Regions from separate parts of the Mus musculus genome. Here regions 1 and 2 are each linked to region 3. Evidence: chromatin contacts called from ENCODE POLR2A ChIA-PET data. All regions are on one chromosome and are shown on one strand. Each heading gives the region's core, a stretch centred on a gene start or an enhancer-like site at or near the end of the contact. The rest is flanking DNA. Distances are from core to core; before and after follow the strand shown.

Region 1 (4,458 bases), core at 468-2,967, 110 kb before region 3:
AATGAAATAGGCCTTATTTCTCTCCCTTATGAAGTGCCTAGAAAGTAATTTTAACTTAAGTCCTCAATCCTCAAGTCTATTTTAGCATGGTTTAAAATACGCATGAAAATAAATTTTGTTGGTCTCATAAAAGCATGTTCAGGTCTATTTTTTATTTCAAATGCTCTGGATCCAACTTCAATTCAATTCAAAACCAAGGCACTGCAGATTTAGCAACTTCTTCTAAGATTAAGTTTGTCTCTAACTGGAGCTAAAGGTTTTCTTTGTTCTTTATGTATTCCTACTCTAAGATTTTAACAACAATTCAGAAGAGATACCCCCAACTGGGTGTCCTTTGGTCTCTTTTGACTCCTTAACTTAATGATGAGCTTTGCCCTCTCAGCTTTCTGATTTGGCAGACATTACCCTACCTCTTAAGTGCAGTGAAAGCAACATAATTTTCAGACTAACAACCAGCCACTCATGAGCAAGCTTCAGGATAAGATTTTTCTAGTAACTGAGCTTTTGGGGGTTTTTTGTTTGTTGTTGTTGTTTGGTTTGGGGTTTTTTTGGTTTTTTTGGTCAATTTACTCGAAAATAAATAAGTCATCTAGTAACTTCTGGTATTATCTTTAACAAGTCCAATGTTCAGTCCTCTTTCCGGCTGAAGAAGTTAAAAAAAAAAAATCTCATGAAAACAGAAACCAGAACCCTGAGCTTAGAAAGGTAAATTGTAACCCAAGCTAAACTTCTCACCAGTTAGTGGAACCCAAATAAAAATCACTCAGTTGCCCCAACCTCCTGTACCTAGGTTCAATTTCCCCATCCAGCAAAAAGTGACTTACAGTATCCGTCGCAAGTACAAACAGCAAATGTTCTAAAATGTTTACAAACGCTACAGGAATGGGCCCGGGTAATGAAAAGGACCCTCACTCGCCTTAAACTTAAAAGTGTTAGTCACCTCATCGTTTCTCAGAGAAAAATAAGAAGCGAATCCAAGCAACCGGGGTCGGTTGGTTAGTGAGACTTTCCCCAACTCCAAAGAGGATGATTAGCAGTTCGGGGCAGGCAGTCACGAGACTGCCAGTCTCTGCCAACGCGGGCTGCTCCTGCTCTCGCCTCCCGCATCTGGGGCGCTGGGAAATCAAGATCCTGCCCGGCTCCTAACCACCCCGGCAGCTCCAGGGAATCAAGGATGGGTGGAGCGAGAAGCTGGGCGCGCCTCCGCCACCCCAACTGGGCCACTCCTCGAGCCGTCAGCGCCTCAGCCCCCGGTGCCACGTCCCGGCCTCCGTCCCTCCTCTGGAAGCCCGGGACTCGCTCTCCCGCAGGTGCCCCCGGTGGGCCACACCTCCGCCAGTAAGGAGGGGACAGTTAAAGCGGTTGGAACAGTTGTCTCGGTACGGGCCGCCCCAGAACCCAAGCCCGGCCTGGCCCAGCGGGCTGAGCCCCAGCCCGGCGGCGGTCAGGCAGGCTCCCCCGGGGCAGGCCTCGGCGCTGCCCGCCTGGCTCGAACCCCAGAGGCTGCGTCGCACGGGAGCTCACCGCCAATGTGTCAAAAGCGCATGTTCGCCGCCGCTCGGCCGACGTCTCTGCTCCGCTGGCCTGGCCAGGCCCGCCCAGCCGCTCAGCTCTGCTCCCTTCCGCAGCCCTGAGCTCCACTCCGCGTATCCCCGCACCGGGCTCCTCCCCGACACGTCAGGGGCTCCCTGGGTGTCGGAGGCCATTCTGTGACGCACGGGGGCGGAGTCAAGAGCATGCGCAGAAGCAGGCTGGCGTGCGGGGCGGAGCGGTGGGAGGCCAGAGTCACGTGGAGCCGACCTAGGCTTTGCGCGCTGACGTGAGATCTGCGACAGCGTCCTGCGCAGGCGCCGCCCCGGACCCCCGAAGGAGGTGGGTTTTTTAGCCCTGTGCTGTCTCCGGAAGCTGTGCTGCGCAGGAGAGTAGTTCCCTAGGCTAAAATGGGAAGCCAGTATAAAGCCAGTATAGAGTACTAGCTCACGAAGGAGACAGGAGAAATACACAACTGTCCTGGAACTAGAAACTTAAATTTAAAAAAGGCATTTGGGGAACAACTATAGGAACTTTAGCTGTCTCATGCTCAATGTAATTGTTATTTCAGTGCTGTTGGGATTGGTTTTGAAGTTTGAAGACAAAACAACATAGCATAAGACATATGCTGAGCCTAAGAAAGACAAGGTGAGCCCACGTATACGGTTGGGAAAGGTCAATATAAACAAAAAACGGTGCGAGATGGATTTTTAAGGAGAACCCAAACTGATGAGCAGAGGAAGATTACTGGGGTCTAGAGCGTCTTGAACTACACTATGAAGGATATAGGGTTTTTAAAAAGAGATTATGAGTTCACTGTGCGGTTTGTCGCGCCCGTAGTTGTACCAGTCACTGGGGTGCATTGCTTTGTCACAGTAACCCCACGTCACTCTCATTTACAAGTAAGAAATAGCAAGATGAAGTTCCCCAAGGTCACTCACCTACAGCGCAAATTCAAACTCAGAAGCTACACTGTTATCCACTACTACGCTGACAAGAAGGGAAACATAGGCTAGACCGTGGGGCTAAAGTGCCTTCCATACACTACTGTTAACCATCAACAACATTTGAAGCTGGAATCATTAGATCTATATTGTAACATAAGACTCAAAAAAAAAAAAAAAAAAGGTCTGCTTTACAGGCCAGTGGCCTGGAACAGCTTTGAAACTCAGTCTGGCTTCCCTACCTGAAACTCTGCTCAATCTAATCAGACTTAAGGCAGAGAAGTGATTAATGAAGGCTTTCCTATAGACCCGGTGCCAAGACAGGAACCGTCCCACCCAAACAGGAAAAGATAAAAAGGCCACAGCTTCTGTCCTGCCTCCTGGCTGAGGTGCTAAGAAACACACTGAGTCACCTAATGGCTGGCCAGGCCCTTCAGAAAACAGTGACATCATCTCCCAGGCTGCTGCCCCTCCCATTTGCTCTGCCCCTAGGACTGGCATCATCCCCTTCTTAATGAATGGGCTTAGCTTGGCAGAGCCCTCAGAAGCCAAAGGCCCTGCTCTGATCTTCGTTGGCCCAGAGGCTGGAATAGTACCCTAGAGTCAGCAAACTGCCCGACCTCCTTCCATTACACCAAATCCATGGGAAATAAATCAGTAAAGAAGATGACAGTCTCAAAAGGAAGCACAAGTTATAAAACTAGCATTGTAAGAGAAGAAAAGGTGAGAGCTGCTGTACCCTTCAAACTTTGTAAAGCATTCCAGGGCACTTCCCATAGGTTCCAGTACAAGGTCCTTTTTGGACTGACCCAGAAAGTTCAATGTAACAATCTCTGAGAACACGTGTAAATATCCCAACATCTTCTCTGCTACAAAATGCAAGAAACAGATCAAGTTCCACCCTTCCGATGGGTAAAGGGTGATCAGCTACTAAAAGAGAGATCTGGGTCCAAACTCCAGCTAGTGAGAATGCTGGACTTTGGCCCATCCCATACTCAAAAAAGGCAATTATTTTAGCTAAGGTTCTACTGCTGCAATGAAACACCATGACCGAAAAGCAAGTTGTTGAGGAAAGGGTTTATTCAGCTTCCACTTCCATATCACTGTTCAACACCAAAGGAAGTCAGGATAGGAACTCAAAACAGGGCAGGAACCTGGATGCTGCAGGTGATGCAGAGGCCATGGGGATTGGGGAGGGAGAGTACTGCTTACTGGCTTGCTTCCCATGGCTTGCTCAGCCTGCTCTCTTATAGAATCCAGGACCACCAGCCCAGGGATGAAAACAACCACAATCCTCCCCCATTGATCACTAATTAAAACATTCTTTACAGCTGGATCTCAGTTGAGGTTCCCTCCTTTCAGATAACTCTAGTTTGTGTGTCAAGGTGACATAAGACTAGCCAGCACAGTTACGCAGTGCATATAAACCTGCTGCGGAAACTCTGAGGAGATGGAACATATTTAACTTAGGGATCAGGTAAATAAGACACCACAAAAATCAAAGGCTCACTGGGTGTGCTGGTGCACGCCCGTAATCCTGGAAAGTTCCAGGACAGCCTACAGTTCTACATAAGAACACCTGGACTTAAACAACAAAGCCTGTGTGTGCGCGCGCACACACGGGGGGGGGGGGGGGGGAATACTTCCATCTAATTTTCTATACTCCTTTAATCGATATGGTTTTTTTTTTGCTAATCCTTAAAGGTGGAGATCAGATCGAGGGATCTCAGTAATCTAACAACCTGCCTCATGCCCACTTTCCTAAACCCCAATAGATCTTCCTTCTGCTTCAACTGAATTCTCTAGAATTATTTACATGCTCTCAGTTGTGCTATGTTCTAGTCATGAAAACACAAACTTTTCATCGAATCTCCTGTAATGGTCCCCTGCCTGGCTTTCAGTTCACCAGTGTGGTCACCACACAGTCTCAACTTTCCCCTTACAAACTCAAGTTCATTCATTTTTCCACTTTATTCTGCCTGCA
Region 2 (3,886 bases), core at 1,045-3,544, 100 kb after region 3:
CTCCTGAGTGCTAGGACTGAAGCTGTGTACCACCATGCCTGGAGATTTATTTTAAATATTGTGTATGTGCATTGAGTGTGAGTCCTTGTGTGTGTTTGTGTGTGTGTATGTGTGTGTTGAGTGTGATTGTGTGTGGTGTGTTAAGTGTGAGTATGAGTGTATGTGTGAGTGTGTGTGCATGTGTGTGTTGAGTGTGTGTGTGTGTGTGTGTGTGTGTGTAGTTTCCAGAAGAGGGCACTGGATCTGGAGATACAAGAAGTTGTAAGCAGCACCATACGAGTGCTGGGAACTGAATTTAACAAGAGTATTCTGTGCTCTTTCTTTCAACAGAGGGTTTCTGTGTAGCCTTGGCTGTCCTGCTTTGTAGACCAGGCTGGCCTTGAACTCACAGAGATCTGTCTGCCTCTGCCTCCTGAGTGCTAGGATTAACACCTGGTGCAAGGATTAATCACTAAGCCATTTCTACATTTTTTTTTGTAGAGACATTTTAGTTTTTTCCTTTTATTGAGCTGACTATATAACCTAGCATGACCTTGAATTTCTAAACCTCTTTCCCCCACCTCCCAAATGCTGGGACTATAGGTGTTTCCCCCTATCCAGCTTAAGACTCAATTTTATATGAAAAAGTTATAGTTTCACCATATAGGAGCTTGAGTGGAGCTCAGTAGTAAAGTAATCATTTAGCGTGGTCCATACCCTGTGTTTGATCCCCAGTGCAGCCCACAGGCAGAAGCTTCAATAAGTAGGAGCTGAATATATAAGGACATTCAATGCTATAGATTATTCTTTGTGTTTTAGAATGCCATTCTCTGCGTTGATAATACTATAGGGTCTCAGAAGGGAAGATGGGAGGATGGCTCAGTGGAGGGTGCTTACCTACCTATATGTAAGAGGCCTGGAGCTTATCTCCAATACTGAAAAAAAAAATCAGGAAATTACATGATTACAATGCTGTTGTTTAAGTTACAAACCCTATACAAAACTTGCCAAGCATCTCACCTCAGTCTTTTATAATAAAAGGGGGCGAGGGGGGGGCAATTCTTTTGCCTGGTTTGGGATCTCAGGTTCAGTTAGACACCCCCCTACCCCCCGTTCATTTAGAAGACCTCCAGTCTGTCTTTCATGACCTTTAACTGGCTTAGGAAAGGGAACCCCATGTATTACTTTAGGGAGACAGAATCATTTCTTCTTCTTCTTCTTCTTCTTCTTCTTCTTCTTCCTCCTCCTCCTCCTCCTCCTCCTCCTCCACCTCCTTCCTCTCTCTCTCTGCCAATTCCTTGAAACAAAAATTTAAGAAGTATCTATTTTCAAAGCTTCCCTTTGATATTATTCTAGTATTATCTTTTAATTTAAAAAAATTATAGCACGCATTACCTCGCTGGGTTTTGTTCTTGTTTTGGCTGTTATCAATCTCCCCACCTAGAATATAACCTGGAGGGACTTTATCGAGGTACTCTCAGATTTGGGGCACAGTGCCTGGCATCTGGGAGACATCAAATATTTGTTGAATAGATGAAATCCCTCTGGTCCTGAGCCTTGTCTTTTGGGCTGGTTTAGAGGCACAAAGAAAAAGGAATGGAGGGACCAGAGAGTGCAAGTGGGATGGGAGGTCCATTGACATGGGACTTGATTGTGAACTGGAAAGTGCTGAGAACTTTCCGATTCTCCGATCTGCAGGGATTTCATCCGAAGCCCCAAATCGGTCACATCACCCTAAGAAGAGGTTCTTGGTCTGTAACTGAGCAATGTCCGGGGCCTAACAACTCAGAGCAAGAGTGAAATCGGTGGTGGGTCAGCGTCCCAGCCTAGGCTAAGCGCAAGCAGTTCCAGTCCCCCGCTCCATTCTTCACCCTTTCAGATCCCCTCGGTTCCCGAGGCAGTCACCTCACCCACATCCAATTTTAACCATCCCAAGGCTGCTCATTTCTGCACTCGGCAAATCTCTCATGACACGGAGACAAGTTATTTAGGAAGAAATTAGAGTCATTCTTCGGCAAAGTTTTGCTCTAGGGCGGAAGGGGGAGTCCTCTGACAACCAGGGGCTAGGGGACTTAGCCTGACCCTGGGACAAGCTCGGTGCATCAGCCTCTCCTCGTTCGTCCCCTCGACTCCTAGCGCCCAAGGCAGTGAGTGGGAAGCACAGGAGAAGGGAGGATTTGGTGGTTCTGGCTGCATCCTCTTGGGTCCATCAACGGCTCACGTACCGCGCCTATAGACGTTGGTAGAGGGAGCAGCACTATCGCGAGACTTCCGAAAGCAGCAGCGTGGCGCTTGCGGACGCAGTTACCATGGCAGCCGGGCGGCGCCCGAGCGCGCGGGAAGGACACTTAAGTAGAGAGGTCTGGCCTGCTTGCTCAGGGAGACTTGATGAGTGACCCACCCCAGACTTCCAACCTCAAAACCCACGGCCTCCACTCGAGGCCCCCGAGGCCATGGGTCGGATCTCCGGGCTCGTGCCCTCTCGGTTCCTGACGCTCTTGGCTCATCTGGTGGTTGTCATCACGTTGTTCTGGTCCCGGGTAAGACGCGGACAGGGCGCGCGTGCGCGTGCCCTCCTGGCCCTCCCATTCTCATCTTGGAGTGGACCCAGCTCAGCTCAGTCCACTCACACAGGGTCCGTTCGTTGCTCCGTTCCCCGGCCCCTTCCCAACTTGTCCCCGCAGCCCCATTCCTCTTTTGACATTTCTTTCTTTCTGCCCGGCTCGCCAGGAAAGCAACATCCAGGCTTGCCTGCCTCTCAAATTCACCCCGGAGGAATACGAAAAGCAGGACAACCAGTGAGCTCTTGGGGCGGGGTGAGAGTGCAGGGGTCTTCAACAGAATCCAGAAACCTTGGTCCAAGCCCTTTTCTCTCTGCAGGCTGGTAGCCGCGCTCTGTCTCACCCTGGGCCTCTTTGCAGTGGAGCTGGCTGGCTTCCTCTCAGGAGTCTCCATGTTCAATAGCACCCAGAGCCTCCTCTGTATCCTTTTTATTTGGCCATCGTCCTCAGGTGACTCATCCCAGTTACCACTCTTTCCACCTCTGTAGGCCTTTGGGGCACAAGTGTCTGCTCTACATGGTAAACCGAATCTCTCTCTAGGTGAGAGGTTTTAGACACTGTTGGGGAATTAATAGACTTCAAACATTCGTTAAATCCGGATGTGAGCCAGGTTCTGGCGATCCCTGGATGGGAGTAAAATCATTTTATCCCGTTTGAAGAGGTGGCAGACAAACATCTGTAAATCAGTGTGATTAAACAGTATGCTTGTAGGTGTGTGTAAAATACAAAGCACTATGGGAACTCAGAAGGGACCAAGAAAATAGAGCCCAGGTGTGGTTCTGCAAGCCTTTAATCCTAGTGCACGGGAGGCAGGGGCAGGTGAATTTTTTGGGTTTTTTTAAATCTTATTTTACTTATATATTTAGGTTATCTAAGACAGGGTTTCTCTATGTAGACCTAGGCTGTCCTGGAACTCAGTAGACCAGGCTGGCCTCGAACTCCGAAATCCACCTGCCTCTGCCTCCCAAGTGCTGGATTAAAGGCATGCACCACCACTGCCTGGCTTGTTTTGTTTTGTTTGTTTGTTTGTGTTTTTAAAAAGGTAGCTCTTTACTCTTGAATTGTGGACAAGGAAGACCAGGGCACTGGAGAAATCCCCAGTGTATCAGATCTGTAGGTATTCTTGTGTGGCCTAGGGCATATATGACATTAACCTTCCCAGAAGTGTACAGAGTGTACAGGGAGAGGTCCTATCAAAGCAAACTCAGCTCTGGTCTCTTACACATAACTGTCCATAAATTCAGAAGGCATTGGCTGCCAACTCTGGCGCTTGTCTTAAGGGAAGGGTACAAGCTGAACCCAAGTCCAGGTACCAACGGGGCCCATCACGAACCGATTACTTTCCT
Region 3 (4,398 bases), core at 104-2,603:
GGAAATCTTCAGCACTCCACATGCTGAGGCAGGAGGATTTTGAGTTTGAGGCTCCTAAAGGCTACACACAGCAAAGTTGTCTGGCAAACAACCTAAGACTCAGATCTGCCTCTCTCCCACCCCCAAGCTTCTAGAGTTTCCAGTATCGTGAAGTAGGGAAATTAACCACTAGCTAAGAACAATAGGAATGTTTTTGAGGTATTCCTAAAAATAGGTATGTTTGAGGAACAAAGTAGAATGAGGCTGAATAGGGACAACTTGAAAAGCCATCAGAAGATGCTCAACCTGACCTGAACGTCACCAAAGAAAGCTGCGGGGACCTCGGGGAAGTGGGAAGAGTTCTGTCAACTCCAGACTTCCCAGTAAATTACTGAGCGTGTAACACAAGGGCAACCTCTCCTTTGGAGTATGTCCCACAGATATTATCTCATTTTACAAGGGGTTCCTGAGAAGATAAGAAACTTGCCCACGGTCATCTATATAGTAGGAAGGAAAATATAAACCGGAATTCAGCGCTAAGCAGGGTAGTTGACTCAGGTGAGCCCTCTGCTTCTTCCTGCCGCCCAAATGACGCCACCTAAACTCCTACCTTCTTTCTCCAAGCTTTCTCTTTAAGCTCTTTTCCAGCCTCCCCCCCCCCCGGGCTCTTTCATAATTATTCATACGAATGAAGCAAGGACAAGAAACAAGTCTGTTTCTGTAACCTAAGCCTCGCTGAGGAGGAGATGGAAATCCTTGTCTTGACCTGCCCGGCCTCCTCTAGGTCATTGTGACGATCAAGAGCTTAATAAGATCAAGGTTTTGTTTTTTTTTTTTTTTTTCCCCTGGCTGGCCTTCAGGCCTCCCTCCCTGGGCGCCCGCAGCTGGCCACACCCTGGTACTAGACCCTACAGTTTACTCGGCCTTAGGGGATGGGTGCTGTCCAGCAGGTGTGTACCATCGCCCCGGCGGGCGGGACTGCAGTTTCCGGACTATCCTGGCATCCGAACAGCGCTGGGCGTGTCTGCGGTCAGGCAAACCCCAAACAGAGATGACCTGGGATTGAGGACGATCGCAGAGAGCCCGCCACCCACAGGAGTCGCTGCCCAACCCTCCGCGCTCAGCCTCTGCATCCCGGCCCACCCCAGTTCCTGGACAGTGATTAACAAAAACAAAAACCAAAAACATCTCCCCGCCTCCGGCACCCTCCCAATGCCAGGCCTGGGAGCCGGGGCGAGGAGAGTTAACCCAACCCGTTTTAGTTGAGGCCGAGGGCCCGGCCGATGGCAGCGCCTCCCATTGGCTGCTGAGCCGGCTCTTCGCTGATTGGCTGAGGCGCTCGGCTGCAGCTCTTGGAGAGTCCCCATTGGCGCTGCGTTCCAAGGACCCGAGAGTGGCCGCCCGGCCTCTGCAGACTACCTCGGGTAAAGGTGCTCTAGCTCCCGCAGCTACTTTGCCACGCTTATTCTTAGCCGGAATCCTAACTTCTTTCACAACCCTCCTCTCGCTGTTGTCGAGCCACCTTCGGCTTTTCCCTCTGATTCTTTTTCTGTTGTTGCTTTTCTTTTTCCTGCTTCTCCAGCTACCATTTCGTAACTCCGTTTTCCTAAGATACGCTCTGGTACCCCCATCCTAGGCATTCCCACCTGCCAGCTTCTAACTTCTGCTCCTCCCTGATCTCAGTTCCCTTGTCAACAGGGCCTTGTTGCCATACCCTACTACACTCCTCTTTCTTTCCTTTTGCTACCTTCTGATCCCCAAACTCCCTCTAACCTCACTTGACTTCTTGACATTTGACCCAGACAATTTAGCTCTCTTAAATTTCTACCTGTTGCAGCCTGGGCTTCAAAGAGCCAGGTGTTGTTCATATCCATCCCTGCTTTCTGAAGCTGTTTCTACCTTTACCATGGACTTCTTAATGAGTGGTGTAGCAGCCTGTGGAGCCTGTGTGTTCACCAATCCCTTGGAGGTTGTGAAGACCAGAATGCAATTGCAGGGAGAACTGCAGGCCCCAGGCACCTACCAGCGCCACTACCGAAACGTCTTCCACGCCTTCTTCACCATTGGCAAGGTGGATGGCCTAGCTGCCCTGCAGAAGGGCCTGGGCCCTGCGCTCTTGTACCAGTTCTTGATGAATGGCATCCGACTGGGCACCTACGGGCTGGCAGAGTCTCGGGGTTACCTGCACACTAATGAAGGCACCCACAGTCCTGTCCGCAGCGCCGCAGCTGGGGCCCTTGCTGGGGTCATGGGAGCATATCTGGGAAGCCCAATCTACATGGTAAGAAGAGGGGTCTGTCTGGTCTGGGGCTTTCAGAAAAGACTTTTGGCAGAGGGTGGGAGCCTGCCCTTTACAAAGGCATTGGTGACAGGGTGCTGTGCCCCATAAGCAGAAAATGGCACAGGAAAATGCTGGCAAGCTTCAAGGCCTTCTGATCTGCCTTATACACAGACACCCAACAGACTCTGCAATGTGTTGATGAAGATTACAGACTTAGCGTAAGGAGAACTCCTTTGAGTTGGGGTGTCATTTGTTTGTTGAGGCAGGGTCTCCCTATATTGTAGTATCAACACTTGCTCTTGTAGCCCAGCCTGGCTTCTAACTACAGTCCACCCTGAGTCTTCTCAGTGCTTCAGTTAACAGGTATGCATCCTAGCGGTATGCATTCAACTGAACTTTGAATCACACTTCCTAGCACTCATTGTTGCCATGTTGATAAGACAGGAATAATTATAGACTCTTGTGAAGTTGCTGAGAGGACTGAAGGAGACACATGAGATGTACATATGAAGGGTTCATATAGATCCCGGCAGATGGTGGGCATCTGACAATATTCCTCTCTTCTCTTCTCTTCTCTTCTCTTCTCTTCTCTTCTCTTCTCTTCTCTTCTCTTCTCTTCTCCTCTCCTCTCCTCTCCTCTCCTCTCCTCTCCTCTCCTCTCCTCTCCTCTCCTCTCCTCTCCTCTCCTCTCTCTCTCTCTCCTCTCTCTCTCTCCCCTCTCCCCCTCTCCTCTCTCTCCTCTCTTTCCTCTCTCTCCTCTCTCTCCTTTCTCTCCCCTCTCTCTTTCCCTCTTTTCCCTTGATACAGGCAGAGCCTGGCTATATGACCCAGGCTAATGGGAAACTCACTAGGAACCCAAGCTGGCGTGAAGCTCTTGCTCCTCCTTGCCTGTGCCACCCAGATGCTCTGATTACCAATATGTGCCACCATGCCCAGTGCAGCTTTTACTGTCTTATTCCTGGGGCTGACTTTGTGTAGAAGGATGAGGAATCTGAGAAACAGGCGTCACGAAGTGTAGGTCAGGAAAGTCCCGGGCATCACAGAATTGTACACACTCTCACAACTTGCTCCTGTGAGTTATCAGATGGTGAAGGGCTGGAAGCCTGGATCCAGAGAGGGTTGGTGTCCTGCTCAAGGTCACACAGCTGTTCGTTACTGGGACTAGGCCAGGCTTAGTGAGCCAAGGAGATGATCTTACAGGAGCGCCAACTTGGTCTCACTCCTAGTGTATGAGATTTGAGGACAAAGGCATCTTCAAAAATCAGCTGAATTTGTGCCCTTAGGGTAGTCTTGACAGGGAGGCTGGTGGAGGTGGCAGCTGGAGATCTGATCTGGAATGGGAGCTGGCATAAGAGGCAAGGCATCCAGAACTTTCCTAACATGAAGTCTTAGGAAATATTACCATTCTCCGATCTCCACTCCCCACCCCCAGCCCCAAGGGAAGTAGGATGTGAAGGGGGCGGGGCATCTTGCAGGCCTAAGAGATCCGTCCCCTGGGACTGCAGCCAAGGGACAGAGCCTCATGACCAATTTGTTAAGTGGGAAAAACAGTAATTACCAGATTAAAAGAATATATTCATTGCTTAATACCCTAGAGGAAGTGTGAGTGAGGGCTTTGGGTGTTTTGGTCTCCATGGTGGGAAAGTGACCCCTGGGACACAGGCTGTGATACTTTCTTGTCTCCAGGTGAAGACACACCTACAGGCACAGGCAGCCTCTGAAATTGCTGTAGGGCACCAGTATAAGCATCAGGTGAGGGTTCCCCAAACCACTGGAGCACCCGACCATCTCCCCCCATTTTTCCCTAACTTTCTGCCTATAGCTGGCAGCTCCATCTAGCCACTGCTTTGCCCGACCCCATCAAGCCCCGCTCGGTCAGACCCTAGAGCCCGTCCTCACCCTCATATCCCTTGTGCCTCAACTCTCCTGCACCTGTTTATCCTGCCCCGTTCTCTTGACCTGCTGAGGTCCTCCATTCCATACCTCCAGCCTGAACTCTGGGTTGGTGAGTATCAGCAGACACCTGAGGGCCCCTACACTGGACTTGCTGTCTGGACAACAGGTGCATAGCACTTGTCAGCTTTAGCAGGAGGCAGTCGCTGATGCTGGGGTGACTGAACCTCAACCACATGGTCTTC

Evidence for each region. ChIA-PET counts read pairs that join two places held with the same protein, here RNA polymerase II (POLR2A).
Region 1: POLR2A ChIA-PET joins it to region 3 with 10 read pairs in Patski. The contact joins the promoter of Ndel1 here to the promoter of Slc25a35 in region 3. POLR2A ChIA-PET finds 5 or more read pairs at or near these places in 3 of 5 experiments (Patski and embryonic stem cell).
Region 2: POLR2A ChIA-PET joins it to region 3 with 14 read pairs in embryonic stem cell. The contact joins the promoter of Tmem107 here to the promoter of Slc25a35 in region 3. POLR2A ChIA-PET finds 5 or more read pairs at or near these places in 3 of 5 experiments (Patski and embryonic stem cell).

The regions. Positions count from the first base shown.
Region 1 is chr11:68,851,418-68,855,875 of GRCm38, forward strand. It overlaps Ndel1 (nudE neurodevelopment protein 1 like 1), which reads right to left and starts at 1,718. Exons shown (of 9, transcript NM_023668.3): 1 at 1,525-1,718.
Region 2 is chr11:69,068,515-69,072,400 of GRCm38, forward strand. It overlaps Tmem107 (transmembrane protein 107), which reads left to right and starts at 2,295. Exons shown (of 5, transcript NM_025838.2): 1 at 2,295-2,519; 2 at 2,710-2,777; 3 at 2,860-2,960. The coding sequence starts at 2,433.
Region 3 is chr11:68,966,778-68,971,175 of GRCm38, forward strand. Slc25a35 (solute carrier family 25, member 35) reads left to right here and starts at 1,354. Exons shown (of 5, transcript NM_028048.2): 1 at 1,354-2,260; 2 at 3,947-4,012. The coding sequence starts at 1,886.